Linked DNA regions of Mus musculus: region 2 is linked to region 1. A link is a loop called in an ENCODE intact Hi-C map of the cell type or tissue named here. Cell type or tissue: heart. All regions are shown on one strand. Each heading gives the region's core, and the rest is flanking DNA. Links, peaks and the distances in the headings are about the cores only.

Region 1 (7,491 bases), core at 1,287-5,286:
GATGGGTCAGAGGCAGACCTCTTCTTCCAGAGCAAAGGCAAGTTCACAGGGATGCCTCCACATCCTGAAAGGATGGCCAAGGTAACCAGGAAGTTGGTGGACAAGGTATCAACTTCAAAAGCAAAGAGTTCAAGTCACTTTCCCTGTGGCTAGAAACCTTTAAGATGTTACAAAGCAAACCTTTATGCTCCAAAGCAGCTTTGAAGTTTAAAATGTAAAGCAAGCGGGGTGTCACCCTACGGAAGGGAACATTTGAAATTCCCAAAGAGCTTGTCAGGATTTCAAAGGAGAAGAATTACAGGTGAAAACTGACTGATGTCTAGAGGCAGCAAGGGCTAACGGGACCACAGTCGCCCCAAACCTCCAGGTCTCTCTGTTTAATGCATAGAAATGAGTTATAGGACTGCAAGGACAGCCTTCTGCCAGACAAGAGAACTGTCCAGAACCACTCCTCTGTAGGGCCAGATGAGACCTAGGAACAGTCTCAGCAAAAAGACCCTTAATGTCTTCTTAGAAAGGTCCATGCTACCTGTCATGTGACACTATTCCCCAGGGAAATGTGAACAAATATGTACTCACCCCAAATAAGGAACCAAAGATTGACCAAAGATCAGATACCACCAGAGATCAACTCAGAGAACCATTGAGTTATACTGCATAAAAGAATATGGCTGAGGGGTTACTTATAGAAGCAGAAATTACTCAGAGACAGCTGCATCACCAGAGCCTACCCAGCATGGGTGACGGCTCATGAATACTATAGTGCACTGCGCAGCCTGCAGGCAGCTCAGCAGGATGAAGAATGTCCTTTCTAGTAGTTAAGTTGGTCTGAGCCTCTTCCAGGCTTCCCTGAGCGTCTCTCTGTTCTAACGGCTTGCGTTTGCTTAGGGACAGAGGGGCCTAGTGAATCTGATCAGTTTTAGGAACTTCCTGAAGCTTACAGGTGTTCACTTCTTAGCTTAATGAGCTTCCGTGTGTTTCACTTCCTTGTAAGCATCCTTTCTCACAGTGAGCTTCCCTCCAGGAGGAAAGGTTTTAATCTTGGAAGAAACTGCCACACAACACCACTTAAATAGAACTGGGTGAGTTAAACTGGGTCCTTTAAGATGCCCTCAAAGTAGCACCATGCTGCACCCATGCAGACACAAGCAATAAACCCTTTCTCTTAGCCAGGCATGGTGGCGCACTCCTTTAATCCCAGCACTCGGGAGGCAGAGGCAGCTGGATTTCTGGGTTCAAGGCCAGCCTGGTCTACAAAGTGAGTTCCAGGATATCCAGGTCTATATAGAGAAAGCCTGACTCGAAAAACCAAAAAACAAAACAAAACAAAACAAAACAAAACAAAACAAAAAAACAAAACCAAAAAAAACTCTCTCTTCTGGTTGAGCATTTCCTTCCTTCCTTCCTTCCTTCCTTCCTTCCTTCCTTCCTTCCTTTACTTTTGGTTTTTATTTCTCTGTGTAGCTGCCTGCCTCTGCCTCCCAAGTGCTGGGATTAAAGGCATGTGCCATCACTGCCTGACTCTTTGTTTTTTAAGATTTTTTAAATTATTATTATATATAAGTATGCTGTAGCTGTCTTCAGACCCACCAGAAGAGGGTGTTAGATCTCATTACGGATGGTTGTGAGCCACCATGTGGTTTCTAGGATTTGAACTCAGGACCTTCAGAAGAGCAGTCAGTGCTCTTAACCGCTGAGCCATCTCTCCAGCCCTGGGTGAGCATTTTGTTTTGTTTTGTTTTGCTTTCTTCCCCTTCTTGGTATAAGATGGTTTCCAGAGTCCTCACTACCTGGTTGTTCTCTCCAATCTGTCAGTGTGCATCTTAAAATCTGACACCCAGAACCAAACACTGGGTATGAAATATCAGATGCACCGGACCTGGCGGGGGAGGGTGTGTGTGTGCTTCTCTGTAATTAGAAAGGACGCCAATCCCAGGCTGGGTCAGTCCTGGGACAATGGCATGCGCTGAGGCAGACTGAGACGGTCTCACTCAAGGATAGGAAAACTATGTGGTCAGAGAAAAACAGCTAAGGGCTAGCACCAATTTGTAGCACCCAGAAATAGTTATGAATGCAGGTTTGCAATTTACTCCTTTAGTTTTCGTTAGGAAATATCATGAAAATGTGTGTGGTCTATTCAGGTATAGTCTCTGGAGGATAAAAAATGAGGAAGGCGACAGGAGGAAGGGAGATGGGGGGGAGGGGGACGGGGAGAGGAAGAAAGGGTGTGGGGAAGGAAGGGAGGGAGGGAGGGATGGAGGAGACTGGCCTTGCTGTGATGTTGGCTGAAAACTCAGAGGTTTCGATGTCAAACTAGAAATGATATAGAATCACTAGCTGGTCCCTAGCCAGAAGCTGGTAGAATATTCTAGAAGGCAGGCAGGGACTAAGAGCAATAGTGGGTGTTGGCTTTGGTCTCCTGATCCCCCTGCCTGGAACACTGGGAAGCAGGCTATGGGCTAAGGCGGTGCCCCCCACAAATGTAAGCGGTGGTTCTCTTAGCTCCCTCACTCCCTTGTTCTTGTCTTGCCCCAGAGAGACAGGGCTCTAAAGAATGCTCTAGAGCAGTGGTTCTCAACCTGTGGGTTGTGACCTTCATGGGGGTTGCCTATCAGATATTTATACTGTGATTTATAATTAGCCAAATTACAAAGTAGCAATGAAATAATTTTATGGTTGGGGGGTCACTACAACATGAGGAACTGTATGCAAGGGTCACAGCATTAGGAAGGCTGAGAACTACTGGCCTAGAGAGTGTCCTGTCTACACGGCATGGTGTCGGACACCTGAAACCCCCAGCACTTGGTAGGTGGAGCCAGAATGATCAGGGAGTTCAAAGCTACAAAGCAAGTTCTGGACCAGCCTGGGCCACATGAGACTCTGCCTTGAAAAAAAAAAAACAAAAACACAACAAAAAGAAACAAAGAAGAGGAGGAGGTTTGGTCTGGACAGAAACAAGACAGGGATTTCCAAGGGTAGTGGGTCTGCTTCAGCTCTGACCTTCAGCCAGAAGTGGCCAGTCAGTGCCAGTCCCACAGCAAGGACAAAAGTGAAGCTTCTGTGCCCTCCACCAGGAGGCAGGCAGCCTCGCAAACCAACGGTGATGTCATCATTTGGCTTGCTCTTCATTTCTGCAGTTTGAAAGCTGAACCTGGCGACTCTCCCTCTACGGTGAGGATGTGCATACCTTTCATTCAACAGACCAGGCTCCAGATGGAAGCTCAGGGGAGGGCCGCAGTCTCTGGAGGCCCGGGGTAGGGACTGGCCCACAGGAGGGCGCCCCTGAGCCCATTAAGCAACAACTACCAAGTCCATCTTTTGTTTGTTTATATTTGATCTCTAACACGTCACCATCTACAATGACTCTATAATACGAGATTTCCTGGTTTTGCGAGTGACTCGTAATCGATCAGGAAGCGTTTGTTCTAATTTCCCTCCAGGATCACTGTCTCCTGGAAATACTCTCCTAAATTTAAAAAGCGCAGACAAGAAAGGTAGGTGAACCGAAGGCAAAAGTGGTGCCGGGGGACGTTGTTTTGGTTTGGTTTGATTGTTTGTTTCTGAGCTACCTGAGTGTGCCGAGGTCATGAAACACTGTCTCAAAATCAGACGGAAGCAGGGTCTGTGGGAGGGCTCAGCCCACAAACGCCACCCTCAAGTCTGATGACCTGAGTTCAACCCCTACCCCCAGAACCCACAGCTAGAAGGCAAGAACCGGTTCCTGCAAGTTGGCCTCTGACCTCTATACACATGACATTCACCAGTTCTTGCCCACAAGCGCACATGCAAAATACAAAGTAGATATAACAGTACAAATTTTAAATCTTGCCTGGTGTGGTGGCGCATGCCTTTAATCCCAGCACTCAGGAGGCAGAAGCAGGCTGGTTTGAGTCCAGCCAGGTCTACAAAGCAAGTCCAGGACAGCTAGGGCTATTCCACAGAGAACCCATGTCTAGAAAAACAAAAACAACAAAAATTAAAATCACACAAACACAACAAAAGAAACCGCCATAGAGGACTTCCATCAAGGGCCAGTCACCTTTTGGAGGGGGAAAATACCACAGCAAGCTCAACCTATTATTTAAATCTGTACCCCTTATGTTGGGACTTGAACCTGTGCCCTTCATAAGCACCTTCCCACCTACCTACAGTCCTAACCTATACCAGGGTTTTAAACATACGAAGCTGGCATCTGGCCCAAGTGGATCCTTCCAATCTCTAATAGCTCCAACACGCGGCCTAAATACTGCCTGCTAAAATCCATATTATCTCAGTAATACCAGGTTCACCTTTGAGAGAAGGAGGCAGGCTTGCAAACAGACTCTGTGAGATGAGCATCGGCCCAGAGGAACAATGGTGTTTGAGGAGGAATTTAAATGTGCTGAGCATGTGGGCCTGTCCAGAGTCACAGGAAGCAAGATGTGTTTGTTCATTCATTCATGCATGTGCTTGTTTAACAAATATTTATTGAGGGCAACTCTGTGTCCACAGTGTCTGTTTGGCTTTCAGGTCCCTCGCTCTGTTGAGGGAGGGACAGCATATTTATTTATATTCTGCAAGGGGCAGGGTAGTCCTGGTTAAGACGGCACATTCCCTCTGAAATTTCATGAGCTCTTAGCAGCCTCCATGTGTACAAATGCAGGCAGGAAACGCATGCATGGGTGTGATTAGATGACCCGAATACAGGCTTGCTCAGTGTTCCCACTCTATATTCAAGTGTCTCCATCTCTCTGTTTTTAAAAAGATTTAATTTATCTTTACTTGTGTGTGTAGCTCACATGTGAGTACAATTGTCTTCAGAAACTAGGAGTGTTTGACCCCCCAGAGCTGAAGTTGCAGGCAGTGTGAGTTCCCAGCGTGGATGCTGGGAGGCAAAAGCTCGTATTTTGCAACAGTAGCAAGTGCTCTTAACCTTGGAGCCGTCTCTGAGCCCTGGACCCATCTCTTGATGCATAGGCTACTCTTTCTCTCTCTCTTTCTTTCTTTCTTTTTGTTTGTTTGTTTGTTTTTGTTTTTGTTTTTTTTTTTTGAGACAGTTTCTCTGTGTAGTCCTGGCTGTCCTGAAACTCACTCTGTAGACCAGGCTGGCCTTGAACTCAGAAATCCTCCTGCCTCTGCCTCCCAAGTGCTGGGATTAAAGGCGTGCACCACCACTGCCCAGCTACTACTCTTTCTCTTTTATCCCAAGAAAGAAGTGTAGAATGCTAACCACTCCATGTGTCCTCAGGTCTTTCCCCTTCTGATTAATTTGAGCCCCTTCTCAACTAACCAACTAACCAACCAACCAACCAACCAACCAACCAACCAACCAACCGACTCCTTCCTTGCCAGCATCTGGACTGTCTTCTCTCTTCCATGCCCCTGACTTTGATAAGCAGACCTAGTTCCCACCCCTCCCCCCTTTCTTACACAAACAACCTTGCTATTCTGTTACTCTTCAAACTACCAAGCTTTTCTATTACCAGGCAGCCCAGGCTTTCTCAGAGACTACTTTGTCTCAGTTCAGTCCATCCCCTCCCTGGAGACTAGAGAGCGGGACCAGACCTGCAAAGGTGACTACTGGCTTTTCAAGAGAGAGCATTTTCCTTCTGGCTGTCATTCTCCTCTTCCTTTAAAGACAGACCCCTCAGTTCCAGCTGTGTAACAGACTGTTTCCCAGGTTCCCTTGTGCTAGTTGCTGCCATCTTTGTCCTTCTGGGGTCATCTCCATAAAAGGAAAGTGGACATTGTCCATGTTTGCTCTCTTTCATCTCCACAGAGACAGGGATGTGAAAGAACACCAGAATCGATCATTTCAGATCTGAGATCGGAGCATCAGACTGCAGCTTGCAGGACAAGACAGAAGGAAGGAATATAAGGGCGGGGTGTGGGGAGCAATAGCTCAACTGATAGAGAGCTTGCCTTACATTCCTAACACCAGTGACTGTTAGATCAGATATGGTAGTTTGTGCCCCTAATCTCAGCATTTGGGAGGTGGAGCCAGGAGAATCGGGATGCAAGGGCATCCTTGGCTTCATAGATTAAGCCAGCCTGAGATGGGTGAGACCCTACATAACAAATCAAATGGATAACTTTTAAAAGATGGAGTATGGAGGGAAAGGGGAGCATGGGCCAGGCATGGTGGTGGACAGGAGTCTGAGGCAGGGGAAGCTCGATGAATTCAATGTGAGCCTGGTTCACGACACAGCAAGTTCTATGCCAACCAGGAATAAATGGTGAGACCCTGACTTTAACAAGATGAAACCTGTCCCCTTTTAAATGTAAAATGTCCCCTACAGACTCATGGGTTTGACTTAGTTCCCAGCTAGTGGTGATGTTTGGGAGGTTTGGGGCCTGGCTTGTGTGATGCTGAAGGTGGGCCTTTGAAGGTATAGCTTCCCTTTGCTGCTGGGCTAGCATTCTGCTTCTCGTTCTGCGCCTTTCGCAAGCCACCACTGTAAGAACCAGCCACTCTATGCTGATCCACTGTAGCCACCACACCTTTCCCACCATGATAGACTGAGCCCTTCATAGCTGAGAGCCAAGATCAGGCTCTCCCACCTGAAGTTGCTTCTACCGGGTATTTTGTCCCAGTGACAAGAAAGGTGGCTAATGAGCCCCTAACAACACTGCCCTGCTCCAAATTGGCTATGCTGTACTGTAGGCTGTGAGGAGACATACTCCTCAGTTATTAGTAGTTGGTTATTACAGTAAATATACCAGTACTCTTGAACAATAGCTCAGATCTTCAGCAATTCCATACCTTGTCCCAGGCCTATCTCTCCCCCATTTCCCTGTATTTCTGTAGCCAACGTTCCCCTTCCTGATGCACATTGATAACACAAGCCTTCCTGGTGGCTTTCCCTTCTTCCTCTCTTCCTTTATCTATAGCCATTCTCTGTTGACCCCTCCTCCACATGCGTGCCCTTCTGTGGGAAGCTGATTCTGACTCTTGCCCGGACTATTCTGTAGACTTTACTAACATGGCCTTGTTCCCACTCCTGGACAACCATGCATACACATACAGTTTGGTCTGAAGGTTAGGATTTATTTGTGGTTAGTGTCGTGGTTTAAGTAGAAATGACCCCCACAGATTCGTGTTTGAATGTTTGGCACATAAGGAAAGACCATAAGGAATCGTGGCCTTGAAGGAAGCGTGTCACTGTGAAGGTGGGTTTTGAGGTGTCCTATGCTCAAGCTCTGCCCAGCATGGCATAGAGTCTCCTGGTTGCCTTTGGATCCAGGTATAGAACTCTTGGCTACTCCTGCACCATTCTGCCTGCATGCCATCATGCTTCCCACCATGACAATAATGGACTGAACCTCTGAAACTGTAAGCCAGCCCCAAGTAAATACTTAACTTTATAAGAGTTGCCAGGATCACGGTGTCTGTCCACAGCAATAGAACCTTAAATAAGACAGTTGGAGAGATTGGCTCTGCAGTTAAGAGCACTTACACTATTCAAGAGTTCAGTCCCCAGCCTCCACAGTCAGAGGCTCGCAACCCTTTAG
Region 2 (7,491 bases), core at 2,067-6,066, 150 kb after region 1:
TGCCTCATGTGCTGGGCTGACAGGCATGCGCCCCATACCTGGCCCGTGCTTCTCAGCCAGAGACTAGAGCAGCCAAATGATAAGAGGAAATAACAGCCCAGAAATAGAGCTGTTCTTTGTAGGGATATCAGAAGGAGACTTTAAAGTGTAAACTGTCACTTATGTAGTATAGAAAATAGATGAAAAATAAATTTTACCAAAGAATTGCATCCTATGAAAAGCTCTTGAAAGTTCTAGAATTGAACAGTATAGTAAGTGATACAAAAGAGGCTACAAAAGAGAAGATTAGTAGATTGGAAGTCATTGAGAGAAAAATAACATGGAAAACACCCAGATTTATAGTATAAACATTTCTTCACTTCTCTCAGGAATAGTCAGTCTGTAATGCTCTACACCAGATGGGTGAGAGAATCTGCACATGGTGGAGCTAGAATTCAGGTTATAGCGGAGTATACCTTTGTCATTAGAATTCTAAAAATGAACTGGAACTAACAGCATTAGCAGAGAGTGACCATGCTTCTAAATATTTAGAACAGACACTAAATTAAACTCAAAAGTCCTTTTAACACCAAACAGCACGGGAGGGAAGCATACAGGCAAGCTACAGGTGTTGGTGTATGTCTGCAGCCCCAGCACTCTGGAGAAGGGCAGAAAGGCTACATACACAGTGTAAACCAAGGGCTGAGGGCACAGCTTGGTGTTACAGTGCTTGCCCAACATGTGCCAGGCTCTTCTTCCTCTCCAGCACAGCAAAAGGGGGTAGGGGGCTTTCATTTCAAAATAACTGAACCTGTAAAGACTGAATACTTTAAAGTTATGTGTGCACAGGTATGTGCCAGAGTACATACATGGAGAGCAGGGCCAGCTTCAAGGAGTTGGTTCCCTTCTTCCACCATGGGTTTGGGTGTCAAACTGAGGTGTTGGATTTGTGTGGCAAGTGCTTTTACAAGTTCCTGCCCCCCAAGAAACTTCATAGTAACAGTACCTAACTTCCTCCCTGCGTTTCAGTTTTCTTGTTAGTGTACTTGTTCATAATTTCATGCTTCCATACTTTGAGTACTGCCTCTCCTGTCACCAGCCTTTCACCACTCCTCCTCCCACTGACCTTCCACTTCTCATCTTCTTCTTTCTCTCTCTGGGGACCACTGCATTTTAATTAGGACTGCCTGTATGAGCACTGCTGGACGTCATGTACTCTAGTAGGGGCAACTTGCCAGTGAGAAGGGGACTCACTCCACATGTAACCACTAAGGGCCTATAGTCTCAGAAAGTGGTGGGGCCTTATGGAGATCTCCCCATCCATGATTGAGTGCTTTCATAGGTACAGTTTCGTGGAAGTCTGGAGCAGGTAGCATTGATGCTGTGAATAAATGGGTACAATAGCCATATGGTTCCAGGAAGGTACAGCATAGCATTGATGCCTGTGCCCCCTGGACTCTGGAGGGGTGATATAGGCATCCTATTTAGGGGTGAGGACTCCAGTTTCTGGGTCTTTACATTAACTCTTGTAGCTGCAAACAGAAGGGTCTGTGACCAGGGCTGAGAGCAGCTCTCACCTATGGCAGTGAACGTCCATTTTTGTTTTAGATGGGCTTTTGTGTATCCTTCCCTGGCCTTGAATTCTCTTTGTGGTTGAGAATAACTCAGAATTTCTGGTCTTGGCTGTATACCTCCCCAGTGCTGAGACTACAAGTATACACCACCACACTTCATTTATATAGTATTAGGGATCAAACCCACTGCCTTCTGTGTGCTAGGCAAACACTCTACTAGCTGAGCTATATCCCAGGCCCTAGCTCATTTTTTTTTTTCAGTAAAGATAATAAAGTCATCAGATATTGCATCTTTATAGATCCATTTTTAAATCAGTATAGAGTTCTGTACCCAGGAAACTATCCATCCAAAGTGTGGATGGAGTAAAACTGTATTCAGATGAACAGAAACCAAGAACATTTATTATCAGTGGTCCCACAATTTAAGAGCTATAAACATTCCTTAGATGGAAGAAAAATGATCCCATATGAAAACAAGGAAGTAGGACCAGCAACATGGTTCAGCAGTAAAAGTTCCGGTCATGCAACCCTAATGGCCCGAGTTCTACCTCTAGAACTGTGAAATAGCCAGACGTGGTGGTGAAATAGCCAGACATGGTGGTGTGCATCGATAATCCCAGCATTTCTTACAGAAGGTAGAGATAGGAGATGTGTGTGAAGTTCATGGGCTTGCTAGCCTGGAGTACAGAGCACAGCAATAGAAACGAGAAAGACCCTGCCTTAACACAGTGGGGAGAGAGAAACAACTCCTTCAAGTTGTCCTTTGGCCTCCACATGTACACCTTCTACATATACATCACACACACAGTGATGAAGAGAAGAGAAAAACATGGAGAGGCAGAGAAAGACAGAAGAGTGGCAGGGACATCAAATATGTAGCTAAGGCAGATCTGTGTGAGTTTGAGGCCAGCTACAGAGCAAGTTATATATAGGACAGCAAGAACTACATGGACCAAAGCAAAATGGGAAGAAGAGGAGGAGAATTTTAAAGCAAGTCACAGTCATATAATCAAACACACAGGAAAAGAAACTGCTAAGAGATACACTTTGAGATACACTCAAAGTGTTTAAAATTGAAATGGTTTAGATTTTGTAATAACTGCTTTTGCATAAGATGCCTTAGGGTTGGATCCAAGTATCACAGGAACTTTATTGCTGTGGTGGCACATATACCCTAAAAGGTTATGTGATAAGACTTACTTCAGCTGGCTGCACTGTGGTATAGTATCCATACCATGAGAGGTTGCATGTGGAACTGCTTCCTGTCTCACTTTGGCACTCAGAAAGTTTTGGATTTTGGAGCATTTCAGATTTCGAAATTCTGGGCTAGAGGCCTGTACCTGATTAACCCCAAACCAAATGATCCAATAGTGGACAAGTGGTATATGATTATGTTTAATCCGAAAGTCCTAATGTAAATAGCTTAAATACTCCAGAATAGAGTCAGGCTATACCAAGTCAAAGATCAGGAGACATCTTTTATACGTAAGGATCAGCAAGAGGAAACACGAAAACATTAGAAAAGCATACACTGTAGACAGTTATGGCTACAGTAAACACAGCCAAAGAAGAGTTTTCAAGCATCAAACAGAAAAGATGGAAAACATGTCACCAAGGTTTGGTAACATCAGAAGACTGGATGTTTTTAAATGTGTAAGACAAGCCAACACAGAAAGGAAAAATAAAAGCAAGTTGTTCATCAGATTATTTTTTAAATCAGCTGGAAAAGAACTGGAACCATGACCACGGGGACCTGGTCTGCTCAGCCCGTTGACATTGAGATGCGTAATGCGTCATCTACAAATGTGCTAGGCCACATTCATAGCAATTCATGGATGTGGACACATCTGGACTGTGCTTTGGACATACATATTAGAGCTCATTCATCCAAAACTTACTGTCCCACATTCTTTTCAAGTATGTGATGATCGTTTACCAAAAGAGTCATAGTCTGTCATAAGCCAAGGCTCTGCACACTATCAGTATTAATCCGTAGCCAAGGGTGCAAATTTGTATATGATTTAACACAAGCATTAAAAAACAGGAAAACATTACAGCTTTGTTTTTAAAACCTGAAAATGTAGGCAGGAGATGGCTCAGAAGGTAAAGGTGCTTGTCGCCAAGCCTGCTTTCCTGAGTTAGATCCCTGAGACTTACAAAATGGAAGAGAGAGAACTGGCTTCTACAAGGTGTTCACACACTGCATGTGTGGAGGTCAGAAATCGACTTGAGAGAGCCAGTTTCTGCCTTTCACATGTGGGTCCCAGGAGTTAATCAGGTTCCCTTAAATACCAGGCTTGTCACCTTTACCACTTAGCTGTCTTTCTACTGTAGTTGTAAGAAGATTTAAAAAACAAACAATTGAGGCCAGCCTGGTCTACAAAGTGAGTTCCAGGACACCCAGGGCTATACAGAGAAACCCTGTCTCGAACCCCCCCCCCCCAAAAAAAACAAAACAAAAACAAAAAAACATAGTGTATGTGTAGGAAGGAGGTGACCTCATGGCCATAGGACCTGTAGTGATTGGGTTGGGGGGGAGGTTTGTCTGCTTCGTTTTGTTTTAGCTATTTGACAGCCCAATACAGAGAGGAGAGAGATGGCTGATTCTGCATCAGAGTATGTGGATTCTGTATAATAGCAGTGTTCATACTCTGTGGTCAACATAAAGCAGCATTCAAACTGTATTTCTCAAATGCAGTGTGTGTGCCTTGATTAGGAAGACACCAAGCGAGCTTCAACATAGTAAACAGTGTATGCTGTAGACTATAGCCAGCATCATAGTAAATGAGAGAAAGCTGAGCATTTTCTCTAAACCCTGGAATGAGATGAGGGCGGCCACTCTCTCTATTCTTACTCAATATATCACACTTTTAACTAAATAGAGCACAATTTACAGCAGCTAAATTATGAAACCAACAAGAAGTAAAGAAATGTGGTAAATATACACAGTGGACTTCCTTCAGCGATAAAGAGCAAAGTGTTTCATCTCTGGGTAAATGGGTGCAGCTGGAGATAGTCACACTAAGTGAATCTGGGCATTGTGAAAGTATCTTTTCTTTGATCTGCACTGCCTAGATTTTACATGCAAATATGTGTATACTTAAGAATATTTATCTTGGCTGCTCTATTCTGACAGAGTCCCCCCAGGTTGTATTGATATAAGTTTTATTTATGATTGTTACACATTAAGAGTATATATTTTTATGGGGGGCAGAACGGTGCTTCAGCGCCTGTGTACAGTGTACAGAGATGGGATCAGGGCAGTGGGCACATTCATTCCCTGATGCGGTTGTCTTTTCTTTGTGGGAGGAACAGTTGGAATCCTCTTTGGTAGGAATTGACAATAAATTGATTTGAACTACAGTTCTCCTGCTGTGCTATCGTCAGCTGTCATCTCCCCGTCCCTGCCTCTTGAACACTTCTCAAGCCTTACTGTTTATCATGTTATTTACTACTCTAAAATAAACACTTTTTTGGGTGTATGTAAAAAAAAAAACAAAAACAAAAGCATAAAAACAGTGTATGTGAAATGCAGTGCAGAGTACAGTTAATAGGAGCTGGCAGGTCTTTTTATTATAGCAAAATAATAAGGCATTAGGTGCAGGGAGTCATCAGAAAGCCTAAGGCCCCTAATTAAGGCCCTGATTAGGAAACACATTTAGTGATAAAGTTTGCTTTTGAGGATTGGTTTTTATCCCTTGATACTTTAATTAATTAGGAGATTATATTTAGTATATATTTATATATTATGTTTAGTATAACTAATAATTCACCGAGAAGGCTGAGATGCCTATATACAGTGTTGTATGAAGAGGAGGAAAACAGTCTGGTGAGGAGGATTTTTTCCTTATTAGGAATTGGGGGTGGGGTGTCAGCTGACATGTGTGTGCTGAGTGCTGTCTTCATTGTTGGTCTGTTACTTTAAAGCGCGTACTGTCAGTGCTGCCTGTAACGTTCAGAAACAGGCTAACTTCAGATACTATAAATCAGGACAGTATTTACTTATGCATTTTAAAATCTGTTTCTATGTTTTGGAATTACAAAATCATTTCTTTTTGCACATAGTAATAATAGGAAACCCGCTCATTTTACTAATTCCTAGTAATGTCACATTTAGATGACATTTGCCATTAATTAATATTATGCCTAAAGTTAGATCTGCTAGATGCCTTTGGGATGTTAATTACTTAGTATTAATAGGCCAAGGTGCTTTGTACCCATGTGTACTCCAACTGTACAGCTGGGCTGATTTAAAAAATGGAATGTTAAACTTGTTTGGTGGTGCAAACTTATAATCTCAACACTCTGGAGGCTGACAGTGTGAGGCCAGACTGCGCAGTATATCCAGCCTTCATTCAAGAGAGACAGCACCAGGTGACAGTGGCCGTGCTCATGTTGCTCAGCAGGCTGCTCTGTTCCAGTTTTCATACCTCGTTCTAGACAAGGGGTTCCCATCCTGAGGGTTATGACCCCATGTAAGGGCCACATACCAGATAATTACTATTCATAAAAGCAAAATGACAGTCATGAAGTAGCAACGAAATAATGTTATGGTTGGGGGCACCACAGCATGAGGAACTGTGTTAAAGTGTCGCAGCATCAGGAAGGGTGAGAGCTACTGTCCTAGACCAACTCTAAGCTACTTGAAGTTATGATTAGGGTTTTCTTGGGATTTTTCTCTTACTTAAGGGAATTAGTTTCCTAGTGTGTTGGGTAAACAAAGAAGTCTAAACATGAATACTTAGAAGCTAGGAAGCAGGTCCCATGTTAGCTGCTTTATTCTCAGGAATCTAGGACTAGACTACATATACAGTCTTATAAATAGATCCTTTCAAAGCTTTGTAAGAGAAACTCATTCATGAGTAGACCATATCTTTCTCTGTGGCCTGTGTTTGCCTTGAACTTAGTTCTCTAGCCTCAGCTTCCTGAATGTCCTGTCTCCCACTATGCCTGGACTAGCCTACAGTTTAAAATGAATGAATGAGGCAAACATAATACAGTGTTTTTAGAGTTCCAATTCTTAGAACTTTTCATTTTAGGCAAAGAAAAAGCATTCTATCTCAGAAAGATAGGTTTTGAAAATTGCTTCCCATTGAAGTGTTCTCAAGTTACTTTTTTCCTTCCTACTTCTTTTACTTCTCTCTCTCTCTCTCTCTCTCTCTCTCTCACAAAGATTTATTTTTACTTATATGGTACACTGTCGTTGTCTTCAGACACCAGAAGAGGGCATCAGATCCCATTACAGATGGTTGTGAGCCATGATGTGGTTGCTGGGAATTGAACTCAGGACCCCTGAAAGAGCAATGAGTGCTTTTAGCCGCTGAGCCAGCTCTCCAGCCCTACTTTTCGTTTTCTGAGACAGATTTTCTCTATAAGCCCGTCTGCCCTGGAACTCATTCAACCAGACTGGCTTCAAACTCACAAGAGATCATCCTGCCTCCCTTCCCAAGTGCTGGCATTAAAGGTGTTGATCACCGCCGCCTGGCTAAAGTCACTTCTTCATTAAGGATCTTTAGGCCACAGTTCTTTTGCCCGTTGGGTTGAACCTGAAATTGACATGTTCTCATGTTACTGTCCGGATTTTCCCCTCCTAGGTTGTGCTTGGTCTCGGATGCTCTTCTGTAGAATGTAGTTTTCCTGGCTGGTGCACAGCTCCCAGCCTGATGACTGCTCTTTCCTGACCTCCTGAGCGTGCTAGGTCTCAGTCTCAGTGCTCCCAACATTAGGAGCAAGCTCCTGGGAGTGTGGTTACTAGTCCATGTGTTGAGCTTAATAATTCTGATCTCAGTTTTGCCCAAGTTCAGTTTAAGAATGTTTTCATTTGGCATGTATGGCCTAGTTGTTGAATTATAACTATAATTAGTTTGTAGGTGTAATAACATTAATTTACTACCAGCCTCTTCACTTTATGTTAATAGCTAACATATTCTTGAATTAC

The links. Hi-C counts contacts between places; a loop is a spot of excess contacts. Peaks named below come from ENCODE experiments on the same cell type or tissue, not always from the same donor. Only the 100,000 strongest peaks of a DNase experiment are listed, where the experiment ranks them.
Region 2: a loop joins it to region 1, with 8 times the contacts of the local background. A loop is called at or near these places in 5 of 42 quality-filtered maps.

What each region holds. Positions count from the first base shown.
Region 1 is chr16:33,334,226-33,341,716 of GRCm38, forward strand. No RefSeq gene overlaps it. Among named protein-coding and RNA genes, the nearest start is that of 1700007L15Rik, 43 kb to the right of the region's middle. In heart, for the core only: a CTCF peak has its summit at 3,157; a DNase peak (open chromatin) is centred at 3,146; H3K27ac peaks cover 565 bases.
Region 2 is chr16:33,482,477-33,489,967 of GRCm38, forward strand. All of the region lies in intron 7 of Zfp148 (zinc finger protein 148), which reads left to right. Among named protein-coding and RNA genes, the nearest start is that of Slc12a8, 32 kb to the right of the region's middle. In heart, for the core only: no CTCF peak of the experiment used is centred there; no DNase peak of the experiment used is centred there.